Linked DNA regions of Homo sapiens: all the other regions are linked to region 1. Evidence: chromatin loops called from intact Hi-C (ENCODE). Cell type or tissue: endothelial cell of umbilical vein. All regions are shown on one strand. Region 1 overlaps PDE4B (phosphodiesterase 4B). Region 2 holds the start of MIR3671 (microRNA 3671). Region 3 overlaps LEPR (leptin receptor). Region 4 has its middle 75 kb from the start of PDE4B. Region 5 has its middle 100 kb from the start of PDE4B. Region 6 has its middle 73 kb from the start of DNAJC6-AS1. Region 7 has its middle 30 kb from the start of SGIP1.

Region 1 (4,000 bases):
GCTGTATTCTCAGGCGGAGAACAGTGCCTTGTTTCATAGTGGGTGCTTGCTAAATATTTGTTGAGTAAATGAATGCTCATCACCATTAACATAAAACCACACTTGATAACCAACATTTTTTCTATCTCCAAAATGTCTGCAAGTTGTCTAATCTTGTACCTCAGGGATCTACCTCACAACTTCATTTCTGTGGGAAAAGACTGAGGTGTGGGGGGCAGGATACAGGGAGCCCCTGTTTCATTTCAGTTAGTTCCCCCACAGAGCTGGAAGTAGAAGCCGGATCCCTAGAATCTCAGAGCTCTTCAGCATTCCTGTGCTACCTCTGGTTGAGCCTTTCTGTGGAGAAAGCAGTTTTGGATTACTGCCATGAATGTAATTTTCAAAGGCCCTGGAAGAAGAGAAAGCAATGGAAGCTGCTTCTAGACTTCAGATGAGCTGAACATCAGAGTTCGTCTTCCTAGTCTGTGGAAGGGAAGTCATAGACTTTGGAACTGAATTCTTATGGCATAACTGTAATATTCTGCTGTAGCTGTGGCCAGAGGAGTTCTGCCTGCCTTCGTCTAGGTCGTGGGCTCTATATTAGGCTGGCTGTGTTTTTCACAGCTTAGTCCTTCATTAGAAATTAGGACTGGCTGCAGCCTGCAGTGACTAATTATAGAAAGATGGGTCATTGTCATTGTGGGTAAAAACACATGTGCCTGTTAAACTTCTCTGTCTATAGGGATCAGATAGTACATTTGAAGTGATAGCCAATATAATCACTTAAGTAAATGGATAAATATTTATTTGTTTTTATTAAAATGATAGACAAGCATTTGAAGACATTCATTTCTTTTTCTTTTTTTTTCTTTTTGTGAGACTGAGTCTCACTCTGTTGCTCAGCTGGGAGTGCAGTGGCGCATCTTGTCTCACTGCAATCTCCGCCTTCCAGATGCAAGTGATTCTCCTGCCTCAGCCTCCCGATACAGTTAGTTTCTGAGTACAACCGAGGAGAATATTTTCCAATAGAAATTTTAAGAAACACAGCATTTTTTCATGACTATGCCTACCCCCACAACACACACACTCTATACAGAAACATACACCTTATTATAGAAACATTTTCTGTAAGCAAAAACTCCTAGGACGGAGTTCCTGGGATACTGAAGGGAGAATGCGGAAAGAAGAACCTAGTGACTCCCTTTAAGAGCTCCACTGAGGTCATCACCTGCCAGAGGTTTTAATCCAAATGAAACTGGCTTTTTGTCAGATGCGAGAAAAAACTATAAGATCTTTGCATTCATTTAACAAATATTTGTTATGTGCCTTTTGGTGTGATACTCAGCTCTAGGCCCTGGGACTACAAAACTAAATGAAGGCTTCATTCCTGCTTCAAGGAGGTCACCATCTGGTGGAGTGAGAGAGATAAGTAAACACAAGAGTATAGTCTAGCATGGCCGGTTCTGGAATCAAGGAGTCTAAGGGGACATCTGAGGGGTCAGGGCACAGATTGTAAGGTGTAATGAAAAGAGGTCACACCTTAGCAGTTTTCAAATGAAGCTTCACATTTTTCAAATGAAGCTTCACATTTTGGATCCTCCATTTTCTCTTCTTTGAAATGAGGCAAAAAGAATTAGCCTGCCAGAGTTGTTATAATTCAATGATATAAAAGAGACTCAGTGAGTAATTTCTAAGAAAGAAAAGCAAAATTGAGACAGCAAGAGCTCTCTCCCAAAAGGCAGTGAACCATTCTGCGGACCTGTGGATTTGAATCTCTTTTGTGGAGTTTGCAGTCTTTCTAGCGGGTTATTTGTTAGAATAAGCCAAAGAGGTTCACCTAGAGAATGACTAAGTTGCGAAAGAAAAATCTCCTCTGGTTCAGAAATGAATTATTCCTAGGATGTTGCTTCATGAGTCTTTGTTACAGAAATTGGAGTTTGTGCAAGTAATTGGGGATCAGGAAACAACCACCCTGGGGACAATTGCAGGCAATTCTGCGACCACCTGGCTTAACTTGAATTCTAGGAAGTAGAGCTTCTCTTAGGTTAATCAAAGGTTTCATGGTACACCTTGTGGCTCTTTTCTTTATCCCTGATTTTTCCTCCCAGGCTTATGAATAAGGCTTCAGTTATGTTTCTCCCTCCAAAATTGCCAGCAGCCCCACCTGCTGGGCTTGGAGGCTGGGGCCTGCAGCCTAAGGACAGTGTGGCAGTCTGCTGCCATCTGCTGGCTCACGTGTCACCAGCTCAGGGCTGGCTTTGCAAGGATTCCCCAGGAATAGAAACCACCAGGAGAATAACTGTGGGCCAGAGAACGTTCCTGCTCATATTGAAAAATGAAGAGATGAGAAGATGGCAGACACAAGCTGGTATAAGAAGGCTTTTCTCCTCCTGCGAGTTTGTGTAAAGATGTGACCATCTCAAACAGCTAAGCCAGTGATATTTCTATGCAGATTTGTTTTGCTCAGGGAGAACATAGCAGTGCTTTCTAAAAAATGTATCTTATTTTATTTAGATCACTGTCTCACAAGGCCGAACAAATAAATTAATGACACATCTCTGTAGATTCATTTAAAGGAAACAGCAGAAACACAAGGCAGTGGGGTCTGAGGTGGGTATAGGGAAGCAGAAAGAGGGGAGGGATTGGAGAAACATTTCGCAGTAAGTTATAGTATATTTTAGTTGGTTCTGTCCACATTTTTTGAAGACCTACTGTTTACAAGGCTCTGACCCAGGTGCCTGGGATACAAGAATGAGTAATACTTAGTAATACTGAGTCCCTTCTGGCTTGGAGATAACAATGTATTGGGGAGCAGTAAATAAATAGAGAATTAAAACAGAATTGCAAGTACTGTGATAAAGTACTATGGTAAAGGAATCTAGGAGAGCACAGAGGAGGAGCATGTGTCAAAATCAAACTGGACTGCAGTGTCAGAGAGCGCATACTCTGGGAGATGGCATGAACTGAATTTTGAAGATACTAGCTCAATGGAGACTGTAATGGGAAAGACATTCCAGTTATGGGAAGCACCACTTCTCATACAGCCCATCACCCACCATCACTGCCTGGAAGAGCTGAGAACACTAGATACAATGCAAGAGAAGGCTGTTAAAACATTAGGTCTCAGATGAGCAATTGATTCAGTCCAGGGATATTGGCAGAGGCAGGGAGAAGAAGGCAGATCCAAGTGAGCAGGCAACATAAATAATCTTGAAGATCAGAGAGCAGGGCTTGGCAGGGTCTTTGGACCCAGGGAAAAGGCCACTTTCAATGCCGTGTATATATGGGCAACCCCTTCCAGGCAGGTATAAGTCACAATCAAATATTCAGAAACTTGTGAGTAACTTCCTGTCTTAATCTATCTGAAACTTCTGTGTGACCTCATTTAAATGTTGAAGTAGCTACAAGCTCAAAGTTATCAACTGCAACATTATTCAGAATTGCAAATATGAAGAGTGAAAGTAGAGAAAATGCTTGAGAAAATTGTGATACAGCAACTGAATGAAGCAGCTCATGGAAAATGCTAATTCTGAAAACTGTAGCACATAACAAATACTTGTGAAAAAAATCAAGATCCAAACCTGCAGGAGAAAAAATATTCAGAAGAGAAAAAAATAAACTGCTAGTAATGATGTTGTTCTTTTCTCTATTGTCTACGTTTTATATAATATTCTTATATTTCTTTTATAATGATTTTTTTAAAATATAAAGCAGCCTAAAGGTGAAATATGTGTCCTGATGAAGGCAGAGGCAAAAATTACCCTAAACAAATAATGGCCCTATTTATGTGTTTGTTTCTGCTACTGTAGATTCCATTTTCTTCCTAATTGTATTTCAGTTTGTGTGGTATATTCATTTTGCTTATTAAGCCTGTCCTCAGCCTTCCCTTTGCCCACACCCCTCCTCACTCCCTGGATCTGTGGGACGTATTGTGATGTCTGCCCGCTAATTTTGCTGTGACTGGGGCTGGTGTCTGGTTGGTGATTCATGTTTGTTCCAAAGTTGTACATCTGTGTTGGTT
Region 2 (4,000 bases), 1.2 Mb before region 1:
ACTCCCGTGTGGGCAACAAAAAAAAAATTTCCTAGTCTTTCATGCACGTGATGCTGGCTTGGTGTTTACAGCTTCGTATTCCTGAAATCGATATGTGCCAGATATCACTGCAGACTAGTCCTTATTTGATAGAAATAAAATAATTTACATTTTATTTTCATGTAAATGTGACAGCAGCAGCAATAACATAGGCATTCAGTAAATATTCTTTTGAATTAGGCCAGATCCTAAATATCCTGAAAGAAACATGACATGTCACTATCTACTCCTTCAAGACAAAGATATACTTTTTTTCTTTCTTCACTTCAGTAAGCTGGTCTACAATGATGGACTTTTATTTATGCAACAATTTCAATACTGTTCAACATATTGGGCTTTTTTTTTCTCCCTGTAAGTAGAATCTGATTTTGAAATCTAGTAGTGTACTGACAAGTGCCAAGCTGTTCTAATTAGGTTACCTTTCACATTTATAAAAATGGTACGAAGTTCTCTGAATACCATTCCAGAAATACTAATTCATACTTACCTATTTTCAGTCTCCTAAAGGTTCCAAAGATCTTAATATATGTTCACTCAGCACAACATGGCTGCACCAACAACTACCCCATGTTACAAAACAAGGCAAAGAGAAGCAGAATAACTCTCCCTATGCCCCGGGAGAAGTATGACAGAGGTGCAGGGTAAGAGGGTTTCTGGGTCCCAGCCACCTGTTTCACATTCCTCTTTCACCTTCTTTCTTCCTGGGTACGGTGAGGCTCCTCTGATGGAAGGTAAGATGGCTGCCATCCTTCAGTTATCACAGTACTGTACCTTTAGAATAGACAGCATCAGCACTGTGATAACTGAGCCAGGGCAGCCTGTCAGTCACTGTGTCGGTCAACGGCATCCTTTCTGGTGGCTGCATTACTCTCTCTGAAGGCTCCCCATGAAGTGAAGGACTAAAAGATCACCTTCTGGTTGGAGACGTGAGGAGGCAGAAGAAAAAGAAGGATCAGAGCCCAGCAAGTGGTGAGGCTGAAATATTAAAAGGCCCAGTTGAATTAAATTAGAATGAAAGATGAACACATGACTTATCCATATTAATGAGGATGAACAACTGCATGATTAGGTTTTCACTCTAATACATCAAATATGCAGTAAGCTTCCAGCATATTTCACAGCTTATCTCTTCCATGCATGGATTCACTGACTGTGCCTCCCTGACCTCAATCATTGATTTTTCATATATATACCGAGGAACTACTACGTTCTAAAGCCCTCTTCTAGATGTTCAGGAAATAAAGATAACTAAGACATGATTCCTGTCTTCAAAGTGCTCATAACCAAACATGACAATAATACTTCATATCTGCCAAACATTCAAAACTGCTCTATATGTTTTCTCATTTGGTTTTCACAAGACGCTATGGGGCTGGCAATGAATTATTCATTAATTCATCAAAAAAGGATTCTGGAAATAGATTAGATATTATTACCCCATTTTATAGGCAGAAAAAAAAAAAAAAAACTTAGGTGATTTGCCAGAGATCATATATTGCTAAGTTATGGCGAACCCATGTCCAGAACCATGTCAAATGAGTGAACACAGTGCTTTGTTTTCTCTACCCTACCCTAGCTGTCCAACTCCATCAACTGGATATTCAGTTTACACAAACAAAAGGATTTCTAAAAACATTTACTTTTTGTTTTAGTTTTCTCAGTAACTGAGATCATGAAGCAGAAGCTAGTGGGGCTTTATAATTAAGAAGAAAAATGCACATTAGCAAAAATGACTTTCATTCCTCTTGCTCTGAGTGCTAAGAATGTACTCAAATTAGTAACATTGATATTTTTCACTATAGTTTATGTCAATTCTATACCTATGGTGATACTGACAACCTTCAGAATACCTTTTTAAAAAGTAATAATAACATATACACATCACTTGCTTTTAAATTATCTGTACCTTTGAGACGTACTCTGAAGTCATTTTAGGGATGATTCTTCCTTTTAATAAAAAGTACAAAAGATTCTGAAATTGGAATTCAGGCATCAGAATATCAACTTATTAAAACCATGATTCACTTGGGTTTTTTCCATGTCATAAGGTTTCAAGTTATTTCAATATGAGTGGAACTTGACAGATATTTGAAAAATAATTATGTTTTCATTAGGCATTTGCTCAATTTCAAAGACTCATTATATGCATATTAGATATTAGCACTGTACTTCAAATAAGTCAGGTAGATGAATCAATTCTTTAGATCAGCAGAAGTCAGAAAATAAAAGTACAGTGAATCTAACTCAACTATTAACTTTACGTACTATGAAAATGACCTTATCTTCAGAAAAGCAACATCCAATGAAACAATCCACCTACACACAAATTAAAAACAACATTGCCTAAAATGCAAAAATATCTAAAAATTAAGGAGGTCATCATCTAGGTCTTAGCCAACTGTAATACAGAGTTGAAACACGAGAGGGCAACGAAGATTAAAGAAAAAAAAAAAATCACAGTTGGATCCCATAACCTAAGGTTCTTGGAAATAGTTGCACATTTTTACCCGAATTATAAACATCTGCTACGTGAACAAAGATACTGTGATTATTTTAGAGTAAAATTTTAGATAGCTGTTCCACGAAAAAGGATAAGATTATCAACTAATATTTCTTGACCACAATTCTGTCAGCTTTGGAAAACTGAATACTTACCCTGAAACACTGAAGGTTGGGTAAGTATGGAGACAAATAAATAATCCTGACATATTTGTAGTTATTAGACTGTTCTTCACCAAAATATTAGTGTGATTCAATGTCTAAATATGAAGTATAAAGACGAAGGAAGTGTACTGCAAAGTTGAAATTCACTCTACTAGCCATCACCAAAACCCATGCAACAACTAAACATTTTTGGTAAAGTAAAAGATACTTCCTTTTTCTCCTTATTTTTCTCTCATTTCATTTTTTTACCTAAATTAGAAAAAAAAAGAAGCCAAGCATCCCTAATAACAAGCAGCAAATTGTCATTATTCTGTGAATGGTTACTTAAATTAATATTCTCTCAGATTCTAAAGCAGTTTCAAGGAAGAAAAATATGGGTTTTCAAAATGGTATTTTTAAAATAAATGTTTCAAAAATGTGTCTTGCTTTTTCTTGAAAATGTTTATAAACGTGCATTTTTGAAAATTTAAATCCATCAGAAATATTTCTTCTTCAACATGTTTCGTCTAAGAACTGAACTGTCTAAATTTATAAACAAGTGACTACAGGTACTCATGCTACAGTAAGAAAAAATAACTGCATACTAAGGAAGAGAGAAAACAGTGATGTAAAATGCTTTCTTCCAGGACCCAAACTGATTTTAAACTACTTCTTCTATGTTAAAAATGATACAACTAGGAACAATTTCTTCATAACGCATATACCAAATATTATCTACAAAACCAGGCACTTATAGAAAACTGGCACACCAAAGAACTTTTAAAATAACGTGGAGTACAAGGCCAGGCATGGTGGCTCACACCTGTAATCTCAGCGCCTTAGGAGGCTGAGGCAGGAGGATTGCTGGAATCCAGGAGTTCAAGACCAGCCTGGGCAACATAGTGGAAGCCTGTCTCTACAAAAAATAGTATGAGCAGGGCCAGTAGTCCCAGCTACTTTGGAGGCTGAGGTGGGAGGATTGCTTGAACATGAAAGGCTGAGGCTGCCATGACTGCACCACTACACTCCAGCCTGGGTGACAAAGACCTTTTCTCAAGCGATCAATCAATGTGGAGTACAAATAAAAGCACAAAAAACATGCTACATCCCTCATATTTATAAACTAAGATGAAAATATTGTTTTAAACCTTTGAATATCTGATTATATATTAAATAACTGAAGGCACCGTAAGTTGTTGGCCAAGCAGAATATTTGAAAATACTTTTAAACTATAGTTTAGTGTATTTAAATCCACTGGTCTTTTAACTAGTGTGATTTGTTTTCCAATTTGAAAATTATCATCTAATTCAGTGATAC
Region 3 (4,000 bases), 810 kb before region 1:
CAGATGGCAATTTTTTTTTTATAATTGCAAAATGTTGAAATTTGGGAGGAAAACAGTTTTGTTTTGTTTTTGCATTACACTATTAATTGTGAGCTCTTATAATGAAGATCAAAGTACATCTAAGCTTTTCACTAGTGAGCATATTTATTTTCATGCCTTCCGTACTTAAAATTTATTTATTATTTTATTCATTTAACAAGTATAAATGGAGTACATCATTCTAGGCCCTGGAGATAAATGGCGTTTGATCAAGACTAATCTATCAGATGGGAATAAGTGTTGTGCAGAAAGTTCAAAGAGGGTGGTATGTTCGAGGGTGACCTGGGGTACATTAGAATAGATGACCAGGGAAAGTTCTGCTTTTAGAAAGGAATCTGTCAGTTTAGATCACATGGTATGAAGGAGTCAGCCAATGAGAAGATCATGGGGAAGGACATTGCAAGCAGGGGGCACAGCTAGCGCAAAGGCCCCAGGATAACAGCTATGAGCTCAAGAGTGTTCAAGGGACAGAAAAAAGGCTGGTGTGGCTACAGATTAAGCAAATGAAGGGAAAAGAGTACAAAATGAATGGAAGAAGTAGATAATACCAGACCATAAAGGCTTTGTAGGCTAGGGCAAGGAATTTAGGGTTTATTCTAAGCTCTTAAAAGGTTTCAAGCATGCGTGCACTCAAAAGATCTTTACCGAACTAGCTTTTGCAAGACACTCTACTATGTTCTATAGGGAAGGCAGAAATGACCAAGTTAAAATTCTGTCTTTAAAGAAATTGTGGCTCAGTGGTACAGAAAACAGTAAAGTTTCTAGGGTATATATTATATAGTGGCTTCTTAACACAATATAAGCTACCTACATAGTAATTTTAAAATTATCACTACTTATCTATCCCTGGTAGAAATCATCTTATGTTCTAATATTCACAATTAATTAATTTTTTGACCTAAACATTTAAAATAGCAATGATTTTGAAATAGTAGTATGTCTTTCATTTAAAATGTAACTGTTACTTTTCTTTTTGGATTTTGCCTGGGTCCAACTGACAGCGTTTACTGGCCCTTATTCGTCCTGATTTTCCACGCCATCTCCCCCATCCCCCATTTCATTGCCAAAAGAGTCACCTATGACTCAGATGCAACCAGTAGTGCCTGTCGGGAACTGGCATATTTCTTCACTACTGGAATTGTTGTTTCTGCCTTTGGATTTCCTGTTATTCTTGCTCGTGTGGCTGTGGTAAGTTTTATTTTCTATTGTTTTGCCCAACCGTTGCTGAGTTTACTTCAGAGGCCTGTGTCTGGGACCTCCATTTCATGCTCATTACTTAGGCTTTATACTCAAGGCCGTGTGTTTTTAGTTTCTCTGTTCCTCTACTTTAGACCTGCCTAACAGTAGTTCGGCCATGCCTTCAGAGTGCTTTCTTTATTTCTCTTACAACTTTTAGCCAGACGATATGATTTCTTACTTTTTCTACTTTAAGCTATTCTCTGGAATTGTTCTTAAATTCCTGCCTCTTAAATCTTACAGTAATCCACAGATACTATGCTAGCAGTACTTTTCTAGTTGCAAGATGAAGATATTTCAAATTCTTCTCCTGCAAATGGGATCATGGACTCAACTCTCAACTCAGTATAATAGGTATATGTTGAGGGACAACTGTGTAGCTTCCAGAAAATGCAGTGAATAAGTTGACATCTTCACTTCCAAGACAAAAACTTTCTTTTTGTCTTCAGAGTACACATTGTAGGTATAATTTATTCAATTATTTGCTATTCACTGTCTTTCCTACTATTTGATTTTATTCCCTCCAATTACGTTCTATTTTAATTTTATGAAACTCTTATTTGAGGCATTGAATATCAGATAAGCGCAAGTCTTGTTCATTCAATAAATATCTTTGCAACAACTGCTACTTGTAAAACACCAGAAATAAGAAATAGGTACTGTCTCTGCTCCTGAGGAACACAGAAACTAGCTTGCTGGGTAAGTATACTATAAGTGTACTAAGTGAGACGGTTGAAGCATGATCAGAATGCCATAGGGGCACCAAGAAGAGAGAAATTCCGACTGGCATTTGATATGGGCCTCTAAGGATAAATAGCATTTGTATTGAGGTAGGATGGCTGTTGTATGGAATGACATTCAAGTGTAAGAATGCAGTATATAGAATAAAGAAGAATCCAGTGTGGTAGAGCTAAAAGAAAGTTGTTGAGGTTAAGGCTGGAAGGGTTGTGAAACCTGATTAGCAATGGTCTTGAACCCCATGCCAGTTTGATCTTTGTCTAGATAATGGGGAAAGATTGAAGGTTTTTGAATACAACAAGATTGTCATGACTTTATTTTTCTTGTGCTTTAGACCAGCCCTTCTTAAGCGCTGCAGTAAATATTTATATTTTTTCCTTTCAATACTGCCATCATATTTTGTGAAGAAACTTTCATTGATGTTTCTCTTGCTTAAAGTAAAACAAAAAATGCCCACTAGAGGGTACTCTCACCCCCAAATGTGCTTCTGTAAAACCATCTACAAACCATCTACTAAGCTGGAAAGCAGTTTTCAGTTGTATGAAGACTATTATTTAAAGTCTTTTCTTGCCTAGAAAAGAAACACACAAATTTATAACTCTACAATTTTTATTTTCCATGAAAGAAGTTGATGTGTGCAGAACTTTCAGTACCCAATATTGTAATTGCACTATTTATAATCTTACCACTTGAGTTTTACTTAAGGCAATCATTGTCAATTAAAAACAAGTAGAGAAATATGTCTAATTGGGAACATGTTAAGGATGATACCAGACTTAATTAACAAGCATCACAGAAGTAATTAGACTCATTACTGAACAGTTCATTGTCTCCTGTTACATTATTAAGCCTTTTAGCAGCTTTGTGTAACATTTCATTGGATGTTTCTAATGCAGAAAATAATAGGGATTGCAAAGAGTACAATATGAAGGAAGTAAGGATTTAATCCTTCTTTTCTTGTCTTTCAGATCAAATGGGGAGCCTGCGGCCTTGTGTTGGCAGGCAATGCAGTCATTTTCCTTACAATTCAAGGGTTTTTCCTTATATTTGGAAGAGGAGATGATTTTAGCTGGGAGCAGTGGTAGCACTTTATTCTGATTACAGTGCATTGAATTTCTTAGAACTCATACTATCTGTATACATGTGCACATGCGGCATTTTACTATGAAATTTAATATGCTGGGTTTTTTAATACCTTTATATATCATGTTCACTTTAAGAAAGACTTCATAAGTAGGAGATGAGTTTTATTCTCAGCAAATAGACCTGTCAAATTTAGATTATGTTACTCAAATTATGTTACTTGTTTGGCTGTTCATGTAGTCACGGTGCTCTCAGAAAATATATTAACGCAGTCTTGTAGGCAGCTGCCACCTTATGCAGTGCATCGAAACCTTTTGCTTGGGGATGTGCTTGGAGAGGCAGATAACGCTGAAGCAGGCCTCTCATGACCCAGGAAGGCCGGGGTGGATCCCTCTTTGTGTTGTAGTCCATGCTATTAAAAGTGTGGCCCACAGACCAAGAGCCTCAACATTTCCTAGAGCCTTATTAGAAATGCAGAATCTGAAGCCCCACTCTGGACCCAGGACATTTTGATGAGATCCAAAGGAGTTGTATGCACATGAAAGTTTGAGAAGCATCATCATAGAGAAGTAAACATCACACCCAACTTCCTTATCTTTCCAGTGGCTAAACCACTTAACCTCTCTGGGTGTTACCTGCTCATTTGTTTAAAAAAAAAAAAAAAGTCTCACCTGCTTTCATGCTGAGGACAAGTTCAGATGTTCAAGCCTATAATATTTAGGCAGTTCCTCAAATTTATGAAAAGTGTTCTCAGAATTGGGAGACAGTCAAAGGGTACAAAGCCTCAGTTAGGAGGAATAAGTGTGATTTTTTTTTAAAGATCACTTGCACAGCATGCTAAATATAGGAATAATTGAATGTATATTTCAATATTGCTAAGAGAGTAAATTTCTAATGTTCTCAT
Region 4 (4,000 bases), 520 kb before region 1:
TTCTTGTAGTAGTTTCATAATTTGAGTTCTTAGAGTTAAGTCTTTAGTCCATTTTGATTTGATTCTTGTATACAGAGAAGGATAAGGGTCTAGTTTCATTCTTCTGCCTGTGGATATCCAGTTTTCCCAGCATCATTTATTGAAGAGACTGTCTTCTACCCAGTGTATGTTCTTGGCACTTTTGTCAAAAATGAATTCACTGTGGGTGTGTGGATTTGTTTCTGGGTTCTCTATTCTGTTCCATTTATCCATGTGTCTGTTTTTATGCCAGTACCATGCTGCTTTGGTGACTTAGCTCTGTACTATAATTTGAAGGCAGGTAATGTGATTCCACCAGTTTTGTTGTTTTGTATAGGATAGCTTTGGCTATTCTGGGTCTTTTCTGGTTCCATATAAATTTTAGAGTTTTTTTTTTCTATTTCTGTGAAGAATGTCATTGGTATTTTGATAGGGATTGCATTGAATCTGTAGATTGCTTTGAGTAGTATGAACATTTTAACAATATTGATTTTTCCAATCCATACAAATGAAATATCTTTTCATTTTTTGGTGTCACCTTCAATTTCTTTCATCAATGTTTTATGTTTTCATTATAGAGATCTTTCACTTCTTTGGTTAAGTTCTTTCCTAGGTATTTAAATTTATTTGTGGCTATTGTAAATAGGATTACTTTTTGATTTCTTTTTCAGATTCTTCACTGTTGGCATATAAAAATGGTACCGATTTTTGTATGTTGATTTCGTATCCTGTAACTTTACTGAATTTGTCTATTAGTTCTAATAGTTTTTTGGTGGAGTCTTTAGGTTTTTCCAAATATAAGATCATATAATCTGAAAACAAGGATAATTTGACTTCTTCCTTTCCAATTTGGATGCCCTTTATTTATTTCTCTCATCTGATTTCTCTAGTTAGGACTTCTAGTATTTGCTGAATAAAGTTGTGAAAGTGGGCATCCTTATCATTTTCCAGATCTTAGAAGAAAGGCTTTCAGTTTGGGAAAGGCTTATTGTCTGGGAAAGTCTTTATTTCTCCTTCATGTTTGAAGGATATTTTTGCTGGATATACTATTCTAGGGGAAAAGATTTTTTTCCTTCAGCACTTTAAATATGTCATGCCACTCTCCTGGCCTGTAAGGTTCCCACTGAAAAGTCTGCTGCCAGATGTATTGAAGCTCCATTGTATATTATTTATTTCTGTCTTGTTGCTTTTAGAATTTTTTTATTTATCCTTGACCTGTGGGAGTTTGATTATTAAATACCTTGAGGTAGTACTCTTTGGATTAAATTGGCTTGGTGTTCTATAACCTTCTTGTACTCAGATATTGATATCTTTCTCTAAGTTTGGGAAGCTATCATTATTATCCCTTTGAATAAACTTTCTACCTCTATCTCTTACTCTGCATCCTCTTTAAAGCCAATAACTCTTAGATTTTCCTTTTCGAGGTTATTTTTTAGATCCTGTAGGGATGTCTCATTGGTTTTCATTATTTTTTTCTTTTGTCTACTCTGGCTGTGTATTTTCAAATAGCCTGTCTTCAAACTCAGCAATTCTGTCTTCTGATTGATCAATTCTGATATTAAAAGACTCTTATGCATTCTTCAGTATGCCAATTGCATTTTTCAGCATCAGAATTTCTGCTTAATTCTTTTTAGTTATTTCAATCTCTTTGTTAAATTAACTGATAAAATTCTGAATTCCTTCTCTGTGTTATCTTGAATTTCTTTGAGTTTCTCAATACAGCTGTTTTGAATTATCTGTCTCAAAGGTCACATATCTCTGTTTCTCCAGGTTTGGTCCTTGGTGCCTTATTTAGTTCATTTGGTGAGGTAATGTTTTCCTGGATGGTGTTGATGTTTATAGATGTTCTTTGGTGTCTAGGCATTGAAAAGTTAGGTATTTATTGTAGTCTTCTCAGTCTGGGCTTGTTTTAGCTGTCCTTATTGGGTAGGCATTCCAGATATTTGAAAGAATTTGCATGTTATGATCTAAGCTGTATCCACTCTAGGGGGCATCCCAAGCCCAGTAATGCTGGGGTTCTTGCAGACTCATAAAGGTACTACCTTGATGGTCTTGGGCAAGATCCAGAAGAATTCTCTGGATTACCAGGCAGAGACTCTTGTTCTCTTCCCTTACTCTCTCCCAAGTGAATGGAATCTTTTTCTCTGTTCTGAGCCACTTGGAGCTGTGGGTGGTGTGACACAAGCACCCCTGTGGCCATGATGACTAGGGCCGTACTAGGTCACACCTGAAGCCAGCACAGCACCGGGTCTCACCTAAGGCCTGCTGTAACTTCCTGGCTACAGTCTATAATTAATTCGTAAAGGCCATGGGGCTCTACAGTCAGCAGGTGGCAAAGCCAGCAAGGCTTGTGTCCTTCCCTTCAGGGTAGTGAATTCCTGCTGGCCCTGGGCAGGACCAGAAGTGCTATCTGGAAGCCAGCAACTAGAGTAAAAAACCTTAGAAGTCTGCCTGGTGTTTTCTTATACTGCAGCTAAGCTGGAACTCAAACCACAAGACACAGTCCTTCCTACTCTTCCCTCCCCTTTCCAAAGACAGAGGAGCCTCACCCCATGGTCACCACCATGTCTAGCCCACAGGGAATACTGCCAGACTAATAATGTTGTTCCCTTAAGGCCCAAGGGCTCTTTAGTCAGCTTGTGGTGAATGCTACCTGGCCTTGGACTCACCCTTCAGGGCAGTGGGCTCCCATCTGACTCAGGGCAAGTCCAGAAATACCATCCAAGAGTCAAGTCCTGCAATCTAGGACCCCAAGAGCCTGCTTGATGTTCTACACCCCTGTGGCAGTGTTGGTACCTAAGGTGCAAGACAAATGATATTTGAATAAATAGAAAAAGCAATATCCTTTGCTTTTTCTTCTGCTCTTCTCAAGTGGAAGGAGTTTTTCCCCATAGCCACCACAGCTGGTAATATGCTGAGTCTCACCTGAAGCCAGCAAGTCTTATAGGCTCACTCATGGCCTTTAACATAGTACCTGGGTATCACTGCTGGTTATTCAGGGCTCAAGGGCTCTTCAGTTAGCAGAGGAGGAATACTGCCAGAACTGAGTGCTTCTCTTCAAGGCAGCAGGTTTTCTTCTGGCCCAGGGTATGTCTAGGAATGTCATCCAGGAGCTAGGGCCTCGAATAAGAGCCTCATGATGCTGACTGATGCCCTATCCTGCTGTGGCTAAGCTGGTATCTAAGATGCAAGAAAAAGTCCTCCTCACTCTTACCTCTCCTCTCCTCAAGCAGAAGGAAGGGGTCTCTTTTGGAGCTGAGCAGCCTGGGTTTAGGGGAGAGGTGATACCCACACTCCCTTAGCTGCCCCTGGCTGGTGTCTCAGTAGGTTGCATGCCCCATCAGTCCACTGTCTCTGGGCCCAGTTCAGCACTAGGACTTGCCTGGAAGTTCCAGTCCTTGTGGCCTAGACTGCCTTTCAAGTTTATGTAGGGCCCCAAAGCATGTTAACCTGTGATGGCTAGGCTTATGGGAACTGAAGTTTGCACCACTGGGATTGGTGATTCCCCTCTTGCTATGGCTGATTTAATTGCTCTCTCCATGGGCGGGCATCCGCTGACTTTTGTCTGGTTTTGTTTTCTGTTTTAATAGGGCAGCACTGAGTACATTGCCTCACTGATGCTGCAATAAATATCCCTTTCCCCAGCACGAAGAAACACTGTCTGCACCAGGCTGCTGCTGCCAGGGGATAGAGCAGGGGCATTGTTGGTGATTCGAGAAGGTTTTTCCCACCTCTTCAGTGACTCTTTCAGCGATATGAAGTTAAAACCAGGTACTAAGAGTGTTCACCTGATTTTTGGTTCTTATGAAGGTGCTTCTTGTGTGTAGATAGGTGTCCTTGTGGCAGGGGGTTGGGGGGTTGATTGGTGGAGCCTTCTACCCCACCATCTTGCTCATCAATACACCATTAATCAAAAAGAACTGGGTGAATATCCTGACTTTGTTATCTGTATGAATGTATGTCTTCTAATCTCAAGATATTA
Region 5 (4,000 bases), 550 kb before region 1:
TGCTTCAACTTAGGAGGCGAAGGTTGCAGTGAGCCGAGCTCGCACCACTATACTCCAGCCTGGGTGACAGAGCGAGACTCTATCACAAAAAACAAAACAAACAAACAAAAAGACTTACTAACCAACAGCTTAACTTGGGCTGAGAGGGACTAAAACTTGGGTCTCTACCTTACCAAGTGAAATACCAGATGAGCAAAATCACGCTCAAGTTCTCACTCCCAATAAGCTTTTTCTTCCCCTATTCCCATTTTGAAAGAGGGTGAATATTCTTCCAGAATCCTAAGCATAAAATATGAGAGTTGCTGTGGAGTCTTCTCCCCATCTTATCAATTGCCAAGTTCTGAAGCTTCCATCTGAGGCCCTCCCTTCTCCCCTCCTTCCCTCTATGGGCTCCCTGTTTTACCCCCATCACCTCTGCTCTGCTCACAGCATGAGCCTTCTGAGGTTTCACACCCCCAGTCTGCCCTCATCCAGTCCATCTGACCTAGAGATGCTGCATTCATTCATCCGAGGGCCAGTTTTGACTGCCTTTTTAAAAACATTTGCGAGTTCTCTGGTATTGACCAAATAATACTTGAATTCTAAAAGTAGGTGTATAAACCCTTCTGCAGTCTAATCCCAGGTTATCATTGACTATTCCCTGTGGGATAACGTTGTCAACAGCCAAACTTGGTGGTTCCAGGCACTGTAGTTGACACTGAGGCTATAGACATGAGAATCGGATGCAGTGCTTGCGCTCCAGTAGCCCCACCTCCTGTTGGAGACACAGTCAGCAGTGGTGTAAGTGCTGTAGAGGGATGACGAAGGCTCTCTAGGAGTCTAGGACAGAGAGGGTCAGAGGCTTCTTTAGGCTAAGGCAGAGAAGGAATAGGAATTAACCAGACACCTTGAGGGTAGAAATCGAGGCTAGGAGACTGGTAGACATTTTAGGAGAGGCAACCAAGCAGTTGCATGAAATTGCAAGAATACATGCCAGGTGCTACTTCACATAGTTTAGGCTGCATGTGAGGAAGCAGTGGAAGAAGATGCAGGGGGCATAAGAACAACAGCACAAACATAAATTTCTTCCTTGTATTCTGCTTAGCACTTTTCATGGGTTTTCATGTTTACTTCTCAGGAAACACTAATATGGGTAAGGTTTGTTCTGCTACAATGTATGCTTCTGTAACAACAGTTAGCTTATACTTGATTGGAAAATAAGGGAATGATTTCAGTATAATGAAGTTGGGTTGGTTCAGATAGTCTCCCCACCCCACCCCGCAAGGCTAGGGGAATTAGAAAAGCAGGAATAAAATCAGAACGTTCAGCAGGAAATAAGAAAGCCCTCAGCTCAACTGTGGCTTAGACTCAGGGCCCTTACTGCTCTATTTTAAGAAAACTAAAAATGAGAGTCTGCCATGGGGCTCCCTCTCTAGAGAAGCCAGCTTTACGCAAGATCCTGGCTCTCGGCAGGTCCATGTCCCCCTCTGTCTACATTCACTGCAGCCCCTCTGGTTCAGAGCTCCACTTCTATCTGCATTTTCTTAGTGCCTACATGATACCATCTCCTCTCTATAACTCTGAGCTTTTTTGATAGCCCCTGAAGCAGCCTTCAACTGTGCTGAGCAGCCTTCAACTGTGCTGAGCAGCCTTCAACTGTGCTGAGCAGCCTTCAACTGTGCTGAGCAGCCTGCCTGGATCGTCCAAGTTATCTCCAGAGATTCCAGCTATTGTTTTTCTGTCTGGTTGCAAAGTTTCACAGCTTTTGAGAGATATGCTCAATTTCATTTTTTTCCCTTTAGTCCTTTATTTTTAGTGTGATTTTGTAGAATGTGAGATTTTTCAGGATCGAGTATGTTGTGCAATAGAAGACATGTACTATTGAATTCTTGTTTCATAGGAGAGGAAATAGCAGCTTAGATGCATGTAACTTGCTCATGTTTTTATGTCTGGTGGATAGTAATGCTGAATTTCATGGCTCAAGCTACTTTGTTTTATGGGGCAGATTGGATAGGGTCTTACATGCTGGCACTTAAAAATCTGTTATCTCTCGGCAACTGGGCCTGGGACTTTGCAAATCGCATTTCCTGAACTCCTTTGCTAGCTGCTTTCCTTAGGTTTTGCCAATGTGAGGCACTAGAAAGTGGCTGAGAAGTGAGAGAAGGGGGAAATGGACTTCCTGTTTTTCTATTCCTGTCCTTGTTTCTCTAGAGCCACAGACAGTTGGCTCCAGCCTCTCCATGTCCCTAAGTTGCCAGCAGCAGCTGGGTCGCCCTTCTTTGGCAGTCAGTGAACAGGCCATGCTATTGTCCTTCACCAGATGGGCTTTAAAATCCCTTCGTAATCCAAGCCCTGGCTGGATTCTTCTTCCTCAGTGGTCTGAGCACCAGCTTTCCAGAGCTTCCTCCAAGAAGTCTGAGCTCCAGGCCCCTGGAACTTCTCCCCAGCTCTTCATTCTGGAAACACCATCTCTCCCTTTTGGATTCCTCACTCCTAGGAGTTGCAGTTGCTTCCTGCAGTTCTTGTTCTCTAGGCCATTGCAGTGGGCCCTCTTGTTCTTCCAGCCTTCCAGCACTCGTGTGACCCATTCCTTGCACCAAATGCCTTCTCTTTAACAAACATAATGTGTTCTGTATCCCTGAGTGAACTCTGACCCAGATATCATGCTCATGAATATTGCTCAATAAAGAAACACGAGTCTTTGAAGGCATTTAAACTGAAAAGTGGCTCCTTGCTGCAGTTCTTATTTCTTCATTTGGCAGCATTTGACTCTGTTGACAACGCTTTCTTCCTTTAAATCTTATGTCATCTTGGTTTCTCTGAAGTAAGACTCTCATGGTCTCCATACCTCTCAGGCTACTCTTTCTTAGCCTCCTATGGAGACTCATCCGCCTTTATTCTGGTGTTTCCTGGGGCCAGATACATGCCTTTTTATTTCTCCAATCTACGCAATTTCCCTGGAAGAGCTCCTCCGTTTCCATAGCTTTAGGTGTTATCCATTTTCTGATGATGCACAGATTCATGTCTCAGCCAGACAGTTCTCCTCAGTCCCAGGCCCATTCATCCAGCTGTCCTCTGGACATCTCCATGGGAGTGCTCCCTATGTTGCATTAGAGGGCCTGGACTGTGATGGAGGGAGACCCGGTTTCAATCCAGATCTGCATCATACCCAAGGCATCCCAAAAAGTTGATAATCATCTGTGTTTCCCACCAACCCTTCTCTCCCTCTGTGTTCCTAGTGTAAGTGGCTAACTCTAGCATTCATCCTTGTCGAACTTGAAAAGCTGGGTGTCCGTGTTGACCCCTGCTTCTCCCTCATGTCCCATATACAAATAAGTCCACTAGATTAAATCTCTTCATTCAATTTACGTATTTCTATCATTACTGTCACAACTCTAGTCTGGCCCACTATAATTTCCAACAGCTTCCTCAAAGGCATCTTACCTTCCAATGATGCTGTTCTAAACATCAACTTCCACACAGCAGTTATTTTCCCCCAAATAAAAATCTAATCAAAGTCTCTCCTCTACTTAAAACTGTTCAGTTCTGATTCTCCTCTTGGAATGAAATACACTCTATAGCATGGCTTATCATACCTTGGTGATCTTGTAACGGGATGCTTCTAGCTGAGGGCTCTTTATTTTATGCAAGAAAAGACGCCATTTAAAGGTTTCCAGTTCTAATATCTCCAGGGGTACAGATGGAAGGCACCGTTAGGAACAGAGATTGCTCTGGGAGGGGTCACTTGTCTCTCTTACTTATGTAAATGTCAGTCAAGATTGTACCCATTGAAGGAAGGCATAATAGGGTTTATTTGAAACTTGGCTGTGGCTACCTCTTGGAAAGCACATGACTTATCTCCAGCGAAGAAGTCAATAGAAGTCTTTAAGTTTCTTGGGAACAAAGGGAACATATTTGACCTCTTCCTTTTTGAGTTTTGTGGTCATTAACACTTCGATGAATTGACAGTCTTAGCTGATATATTCCCTGGCAGCAAAGTTCCCCAGGAAAGAAAGGTGAG
Region 6 (4,000 bases), 1.0 Mb before region 1:
AATCACTTGAGTTTCTCCCCTGCTCCGTAATTCAACTGATGTGATGTTTTCCCATATTAATTTCAGCCAGTGAATATGTGTAAGTATATCCAGTGATTCTCTCTCTCTCTCTCTCTCTCTCTCTACCAGAGGGACCACAATCAAGGCACCTTTTGCCTTGCTCAGGACCACAAGGAGTTGGAGACAGGGAGCTCTACTATTTGAAAGTGACTAGGAGCTAAGCAGTGCTGAGTCTTTCCTGTGGCCAGTTTTTCTCCTGCCAGGATCCTGGGGTCAGTCCCTTTAAAAAGTCTAGAAGGCCTCCCATGAAGAAATTATGTCTCATACCCCATTAGTAGTTGACACTTTGCATCCCTGCCAATCTAGTGCCATATAACCTGAGAGAGGGATGCCATTTCCTGACAAGGAGGACTCAGAAATACAAAAATGAATAGTCCATAACTAGATCAGTCAGGACAGACCAGCCACTCTCTTCAAAGTAGTGGCTCACATACACTGACCCCTCCAGATCCACTGACTATGTCAACCATCCTGGGGGCACTGACCATCTCAGACAGGCTACTCTGGACATATTGAACACCATGACATCCTGACTATTCTGGGTACATTGATCATATACACCCACCACAATATGAAAGACTTCTATTAGTCCAACAGGGTCAAGGAGAAGGGAGGCAGACTAAAATTGCTTAGAGACCTGGGTGAACCATCTTTTATATTTTATCTTTGTTAAAAAAACTTTGTTATGTTTCCTCAGTATAAAGATAATTTAAAAGAGGTGAATTATTTAGGATACACATGAAAGTCTTACCTAAAAATTTATAGATATTGTATTTATAAGTTGAGGCTAGATAGTAAGGATTCTTAGAAGATAATGACAGATGCCTAGATCTGAATCTTTCTACACATCTTCAAAAAACCATACAGGCTGGGCATGGTGGCTCACTCCTGTAATCCCAGCACTTTGGGAGGCTGAGACAGGAGTATTGCTTGTGCCCGGTAGTTCCAGGCTGCAGTGAGCCAAGATCATGCTGCTGCACTCCAGCCTGGGCAGCAGAGCAAGACCCTGTCATTCATAAATAAATAAATACATATATACACACACACATACATACATACATACAGCTCAACAAGGACAGCAAATAAAATTACAACTCATATCTACTACATATTAGGAAATTTAATAGAAACTCTCATTTTATTTAAGAGGGTAAATCATAGTCCCAGCTATTAAGCTCAGGTAGAAAGAAGAGAAAAACAGGAATTATTTGAGAAAAACATAATGCAGTCGGATCCCAGAGAGTCTCACACTAAGTGGAGAAATACTAAGAATAGCCACACTGCATTACAGCACTTGCTACTGGGGAATTGAAGGGGCTTGAAAGTGCATGGGCCCAAACATTTAAGTCTTCAGAGGGTACTGCTTCTGGGAGAGAAAAGAGGAACTAAGTAAGAAAAGGTATCTCTTGGAAATTTGGTGATGAAGAGGGAAGAAAAAGTTGGAAATTAAGAATCCTACAGAAAGAAGAGTTTCATAAAAATGATGACATATTAAACTCCCCCTAACACTCTCCACTCCATGCAGAGAAGAAAAAAAAAAAAAAAGAGAAAAGAGAAAAATGCTGTTCATTAAGGAAATTGCATTTTACTGTATCTACTGAAGAGGGCACTCTTGAGCTAAGAAACCTAGTAAACTACTCAAATCCTTCAGCCTCATTTGCAGAAACACCTGGCCCAAGAAAATCCAACAGTTTTGAAAATGAACAGAAAATCCAGCAGTCTTGAAAATGAACATCCAAAATTATTTTTTAAAGAAAAGAAAATGAGAATCAAAATTCTTCAGCTGATGAAAATATTCAAGACCCAACTTCAAGGCGGAGAAAACCACAGCACGACACTTCAACATAAATCAAATAGTATCAATGACATGTAGAAAACACACAAAACAGAAACTCACAAATGCAAAATAGAAGTGGGTACAAAACGAGGATTTGTGAAACAAGAGTTGACTGAGTACAGAAAAGAAAATGAAGGAACACACTAATCCTAAAAATTAGAGCTAAATTATAAGGTATGCAAGAAGGTGCAAATTCAAAAAAGTACACAAAGGACACATGAAAAATTGGAATGAAAATTTCCAAGAGAATTGAAACAAAATGAAAAGCCCCAAAAGAAAAGAATAGCTATAGAAGACAAAGAAGATCTAACACACCTATAATTGAATTTTCTAAAGAAGAAAAAGCAGTGAATTGAGACTAAGATTCAAAGCTATGATCCAATAAAGCTTACCAAAAGATTAAGTTGAAAAATCCTGAATCTATTTACTGAAAGGATGCTTTGTGTGAAAATTAACCCCAAGTGGTCAAGTGTAAGATATTTTCTTGTATGCCCGGGAAAATACCTCTAAACCTCCAAGCAAAAAGACCACGTGATTCAATACACAGATCAAAACAACAATGGAGCAGTGCTCTCAAGGACAGAAAGTGTGAACCATGGATTTTTATATCCAGTTAAGCTGATCTTCAGTTATCAAGATTGATAAATAGTTTTAAAATGCAAATTCAAGTTATATTTTCTTCTCTCTTTCCTTTCTTCCTTTCCTTTCTTTTCTTTTCTTCCTTCCTTTCTTTTCTTTGTCTCATATTGTCCTCCAGGCTGGAGTGCAGTGGCGTGATCATAGCTCACTACAGCCTCAAATTCCTGGGCCCAAGTGCCTCAGCCTCCAGAGTAGCTGGGACTGTAGGTGTGTGGCACCATACCTGGCTAATTTTTAATTTTAATTTTAATTTTTAATTTTTTGGAGAGATGGGATCTCACTATGTTGCCCAGGCTGGTCTTGAACTCCTGGCCTCAAGCAATCCTTCCACCTTGACATCTCAAAGTATTGGGATTACAAGAATGAGCCACCATGCCTGTATATTTTAATATTCCTTACTAGGAATCTTTTTTTTCTTTTCTTATGAGACGGAGTCTCACTCTGTTGCCCAGGCTGGAGTGCAATGGCATGATCTCAGTTCACTGCAACCTCCACCTCCTGGGTTCAAGAGATTCTCCTGCCTCAGTCTCCTGAGTAGCTGGGACTACAGGTGCACGGCACCACACCCAGCTAATTTTGTATTTCTTTTTAGTAGAGATGGGGTTTCACCATGTTAGCCAGGCTGGTCTTGAGCTTCTGACCTCAAGTGATCCGCCCACCTCGGCTTCCCAAAGTGCTGGGATTACAGGCATGAGCCACTGTGCCTGGCCCTTATTAGGAATCTGTTAACACTAGATAACAAGCCTCATTAAACCAAGAGATAACTGGAGAAAATACAGCAGGTAACTGTGGTGAACATGTCCTTTATTTAATTGAAGAGACTAAAATGAAGGCAGAGACAAAGGCGTGAGGATAATATGTAAATGTTCTATGTCCAAAAGTAGAAATAACAGAACTAAAGTAATAAAAATATAGAAGAACAGAGGGAGACAGAGGAGAGCAGAATAAGCTACTTGATTGCCATATATGTAATAGGTAGAAACTGGAGGGTATCTATATTAGTCCATTGTCACACTGTTAATAAAGACATACTTGGGACTGGGTAATTTATAAAGGGAAGAGGTTTAATTGACTCGCAGTTCAGCATGGCTGGGGAGGCCTTAGAACACTTACAATAATGACAGAAGGGGATGCAAACATGTTCTTCTTCACATGGCGGTAGTAAGAAGTGCCCAGCAAAAATGGGGAAAAGCCCCCTATAAAACCATCAGATCACACGAGAACTCACTATCAAGAGAACAGCATGAGGGTAACCGCCCCGGTGATTAAATTATCTTCCACAGGGTCCTTCCCATGACACGTGGGGATTATGGGAACTGTAAGATGAGATTTGGGTGGGAACACAGCCAAACCATATCAGTATCATTTAAAGTTGACAAACCAACTAGTAGAAAACTAAGTAAAGAAAAAGTTGTGGCAGCATTATATAGCATATTAATAGCAAATAAAAACTTTTCTAAATAC
Region 7 (4,000 bases), 260 kb after region 1:
CCAAGAAGATGTGAAAAGGAAACAAAACTTTTAGAAATGAGAAATATAATAACTAAAATTAGAACTCGGTGGACAGGCAGAATAGAATATTAGACAAAGCTAAAGATAGAGAATTAAAGGCTATGAAAATTTCACAGATTGCATTACAGATTATTTTATTTTTAATCTTTTTTTTATTCCAGCATACACTTGTAAACAACTCATGGATCAAGTAAGAACTCATAATGGAAAACAAAATACTGAATGTAAAAACTAAAACACTGGTGGGGTCCAGCCAAAGCTGTATTTAAAGGAATTGTGTACTGTAAATGGTAATACTGGGAAATAAAAAGAAGGAAGGCTTAAAATACATGAGCCATGCATTCACCTTAAGAAGTTAGAATGAAAACAAGAGAATAAACCCAAGGAAAGTAGAAGAAAGGGTATTTATTATAAAAATAAAATCAAAAATGGATTGAATAGACAACAAAGATACAATAGAGAAGTTTGGCAAACCAAATTCAGTAATGTATAACAAAATGAATATGTAATATCTGTGTGGAATTTATATCAGCTATTCAAGATTTAAAATGTTAAAAAGCCAAGTAATGTAATTGGACACCTTATGTTCTTAAGAAAGGAGAAAAAAGTATGAAAATCTCAGTAGATGTGGGAAACGCACTCAATAGAATGTAACCCCCATTTATGATGATAAACTGAGAAACAAAGGGAATTTTCTTAATCTGATATTGATTTGCTCTTTAAACTCTATGAGGAAATATCATATTCAATGTGGTACTTACCATTGCTTCATTTTATAGTAGAGACCAACTTATACTGTAATAATATAAACTCCTGCAAGGAAATGTGTTTTCTGTATGGGTACTAGGTATACTGGGTCGCATTTTAACATAACAATAAATAGTTAACTTTTCCACTGGACAAATAAACCTTGAGATACATGATTATTGGAACAGGACAATAATACAGGACCTTGCATCTAATTAGTAAGGTGGGTTCAAAAATTGCATGATGCACCATGGAAAATCTTTCTCATTTTATGAGAATGACATTTGAAAAAAATTGAAAAAAAATTGTTACTTGGCTGTTTCTAGAATTATCCTTTCTAGATTAAAAACAAAAACAAACAAAACTTCCACTTATGATCTCTGAAGGCAGAGAGAACTGGGCTAAAATTCTAATTCTTCCTTTTACTAGCTATTTACTCTTTGGAAGATACTTAAACTGCCTGTTTCTCAGTTTATCTGTAAAATGGGAATGATCACATCTGTATCATAAGGTGTTATACAAATTAAAGAAACACAGAATTTACCATGCACCCGGCACAAGGTCAAAGCTCAACAAATAGATAACAAATTCATATCTATTTGTATTTCCATGTCTATTTCTCTTTTGGAGTAGCTCAGACTTTAAAATCCTACTTACACATTCCTGATTTTATATTTAGCTGCACATTGGGAAATGAAGGCAAAAAGTCTGCATCTAAGACTAGGACTGAGTATTAAAGGTGGAACAGCACCCTCCTGAGGACAAAGTGGATTTGACAGCCATTGTCACCTCAAGAGTCCTTAGACGGTAGCTAGCTGCCACTTGCCTTGGGAACCAGAACCAGCAACATAATTGGCAAGGCTCAGGGCAGAATAAAAATATGGTGCCCTTTGTTTAAAAAGTATCTAGAATTTTGAGACAGCAATAACAGAGCATTAAGCCAAGCAAAGGACCCCTTGAGCTATAGGGTGTTTTGTTACTCCATGGTTGCATGCCCATAAAGCATCTCTCTCCATTTTCACTCATAGAGAAACAGGATTTGGTTCTTATTATTAAACCAAAAGATCTCTTATGTATGATCTTTAGTCAGTAAAACTTAGTTTCAGTTTGGTGTTTTGCTGGAAGACATATCCGGACAGTCAGTTTCCTTCCACTGGGTGTTTTTTTTTTCTTTCTGTAAACAAACTTTATTTGCATTCTCTTATTAACATTAAAGGTTTACTGAGTTTAGTAAGAATAAAAACTCTCTGTAAATGTAATTACTTTTAGAATTTATTTCCTTTTAAAAGTGTTCCTAAAGGAATTCCTGAAACACATCAAATTTTTCAGATCGTTACCTCTGAGGAAAGGCAGAAGTGATGAGAATTTTGGAGGAGAACATGGGAGAAGAGCTTCGACTCTACCTATAATATTTTATTTCCAAATCTAAATACATATTAAAATTCAATAAAGCTGGGTGGTAGGCATACATATAATATATTCAACTCTGTAAGCTTCTGCCTTTGCAATTTTTTATGATAAAAGTATTTCCAAAAATCCTAAACTAATTATGGTCTTTAAATATAATTTGGGGGAGTTAAAAAAAGAATCTGAATTTAAGTTCTGCCATGCAGTGTGGCTGCATGAACTTGGCCACGTTCCTTTAACTCCTTGAGCTTCCATTCTCTTATAAATTGAGAGGGTTGAACATATAATCTTTAAAGCCCCTTTTAGGCTATTAATCTTTACTTCCATGAAACAAACAATATATTTAGAACATAATTTGATATAAGTTACAATTTCTCAATGTGCATAATTAATTGTGAAGTGGTGGGGCAGTGGGGTAAAACTTGGTAAACCTAAAGTCTAACTGAAAAGAGAATACAGTATGTGGGTATTTTTCCTTCTCTCAACTTTGCTTTTAAGAGAAACAGGCTAACCATGAAAACAAAAACAAACAAACAAAAACACATCAAAAGCCTCATGTCAAATATTCAGAAGTTTCCATTTTTTTGTTGTTATTGTTGTTGTTGTTTGTGGTTTTTTGTTTGTTTGTTTTAGAGACGGAGTCTTGCTCTGTTGCTCAGGCTGGAGTGCAATGATGCAATCTTGGCTCACTGCAACCTCCGCGGTTCAAGTGAATCTCCTGCCTCAGCCTCCCAAGTAGCTGGGATTATAGGCACCCATCACCACGCCTGGCTAATTTTTGTATTTTTAGTAGAGATGGGGTTTCACCATGTTGACCAGGCTGGTCTTGAACTCCTGACTTCAAGGGATCTGCCCGCCTCAGCCTCCGGAAGTGCTGGGATTACAGGCGTGAGCCACCTCGCCCAGCCTATTTCAATTTTTAAGGTAGAAAATTTGAAACTTTCAGCTGCGTGTGGTGGCATGTGCCTGTATTCCCAGCTACTTGGGAAGCTGCAACGGAAAGATTGCTTGAGCCTAGGAGTTTGAGGCTGCAGTGAGCTATGACCATGATGCTGCACTTCAGCCAGGGCAACAGAGCAAACTTAAAACAACCTTTGCAAAGATTATGACAGTGAAAGAAGTCTAGCACAGCTGACTCCACAGGCTGGCTTCTAGCCCCACAGGCTGGCTGTCCTCACTCATTCCTGGGTGTAGGCCAAGCTAACCATGGGAGGAATTTAGTTTATAGTTTAACTTTAATGTAAGGATGATTGATAATAGTCCCTTACTAAAACTGATCCCCTCCTGTTCAGGAATGGAAACCACCTTTGTCTGAATTTTTGGCATGAAAGAACAATGATTAGAATTACGGGAGGGGCCTGAATTCTGCTAAAATGTAGGTGTAGCTAAACAATAACCAGCCATTGTCCCTAGCTTGTTTTTCTATAATCTCTTAATGCTCAGGAATCATATGGCCAGAAGTCACAAGATTTGTGACTTTGCCAATTTCTCCTATAGATAACATCACTATTGTAAAACTTAAGATTGGTCTTTTGAGATATTTTTCAGACTTTTGCATTCTGGCAACTCACCCGACTGAGACCAGTGACTCATGACTCAGCTGGTCCTGTGTTTCCCACCCAGAGGTGGACTCAGCGCATGAGGACCATCCGTTTTCCACATTCCTATGATTTCATCACCAACCAATCAGCAGCACCCATCCTCTAGCTCCAAATTGCCCATAAAAGCCCTAGCCTCTGAGTTCTCGAAGAGGCTGATTTGAGTAATAATAAACTCCTATTCTACCACTTGGCTGGCTTTGCATTAATTAAACTCTACTGCAATA

The links. Hi-C counts contacts between places; a loop is a spot of excess contacts. Peaks named below come from ENCODE experiments on the same cell type or tissue, not always from the same donor. Only the 100,000 strongest peaks of a DNase experiment are listed, where the experiment ranks them.
Region 2: it touches region 1 in a loop (8-fold over the local background); 9 of 110 quality-filtered maps call a loop at or near these places.
Region 3: a loop joins it to region 1, with 10 times the contacts of the local background. A loop is called at or near these places in 8 of 110 quality-filtered maps.
Region 4: it touches region 1 in a loop (19-fold over the local background); 13 of 110 quality-filtered maps call a loop at or near these places.
Region 5: it touches region 1 in a loop (5-fold over the local background); 3 of 110 quality-filtered maps call a loop at or near these places.
Region 6: it touches region 1 in a loop (23-fold over the local background); 10 of 110 quality-filtered maps call a loop at or near these places.
Region 7: a loop joins it to region 1, with 4 times the contacts of the local background. A loop is called at or near these places in 49 of 110 quality-filtered maps.

What each region holds. Positions count from the first base shown.
Region 1 is chr1:66,240,670-66,244,669 of GRCh38, forward strand. The region is part of intron 3 of PDE4B (phosphodiesterase 4B); the gene reads left to right. Among named protein-coding and RNA genes, the nearest start is that of PDE4B-AS1, 190 kb to the left of the region's middle. In endothelial cell of umbilical vein, a CTCF peak has its summit at 2,183 (motif pointing left); a DNase peak (open chromatin) is centred at 2,202; H3K27ac peaks cover 713 bases.
Region 2 is chr1:65,057,654-65,061,653 of GRCh38, forward strand. It overlaps MIR3671 (microRNA 3671), which reads right to left and starts at 189; the gene lies at 102-189. It overlaps MIR101-1 (microRNA 101-1), which reads right to left and starts at 855; the gene lies at 781-855. It also overlaps a transcript of JAK1 not described here. In endothelial cell of umbilical vein, a CTCF peak has its summit at 2,428 (motif pointing right); a DNase peak (open chromatin) is centred at 2,468.
Region 3 is chr1:65,428,822-65,432,821 of GRCh38, forward strand. All of the region lies in intron 2 of LEPR (leptin receptor), which reads left to right. LEPROT (leptin receptor overlapping transcript) reads left to right here. Exons shown (of 4, transcript NM_017526.5): 3 at 1,041-1,227; 4 at 2,982-4,000. The coding sequence ends at 3,098. Among named protein-coding and RNA genes, the nearest start is that of LEPROT, 10 kb to the left of the region's middle. In endothelial cell of umbilical vein, a CTCF peak has its summit at 2,475 (motif pointing right); DNase peaks (open chromatin) are centred at 1,270 and 2,480; H3K27ac peaks cover 3,106 bases.
Region 4 is chr1:65,716,005-65,720,004 of GRCh38, forward strand. No RefSeq gene overlaps it. Among named protein-coding and RNA genes, the nearest start is that of PDE4B, 75 kb to the right of the region's middle. In endothelial cell of umbilical vein, no CTCF peak of the experiment used is centred here; no DNase peak of the experiment used is centred here; H3K27me3 peaks cover 182 bases.
Region 5 is chr1:65,689,506-65,693,505 of GRCh38, forward strand. No RefSeq gene overlaps it. Among named protein-coding and RNA genes, the nearest start is that of PDE4B, 100 kb to the right of the region's middle. In endothelial cell of umbilical vein, no CTCF peak of the experiment used is centred here; a DNase peak (open chromatin) is centred at 2,156.
Region 6 is chr1:65,234,416-65,238,415 of GRCh38, forward strand. No RefSeq gene overlaps it. Among named protein-coding and RNA genes, the nearest start is that of DNAJC6-AS1, 73 kb to the right of the region's middle. In endothelial cell of umbilical vein, a CTCF peak has its summit at 1,653 (motif pointing right); a DNase peak (open chromatin) is centred at 1,666.
Region 7 is chr1:66,502,522-66,506,521 of GRCh38, forward strand. No RefSeq gene overlaps it. Among named protein-coding and RNA genes, the nearest start is that of SGIP1, 30 kb to the right of the region's middle. In endothelial cell of umbilical vein, a CTCF peak has its summit at 1,550; DNase peaks (open chromatin) are centred at 1,530 and 3,810; H3K27ac peaks cover 928 bases.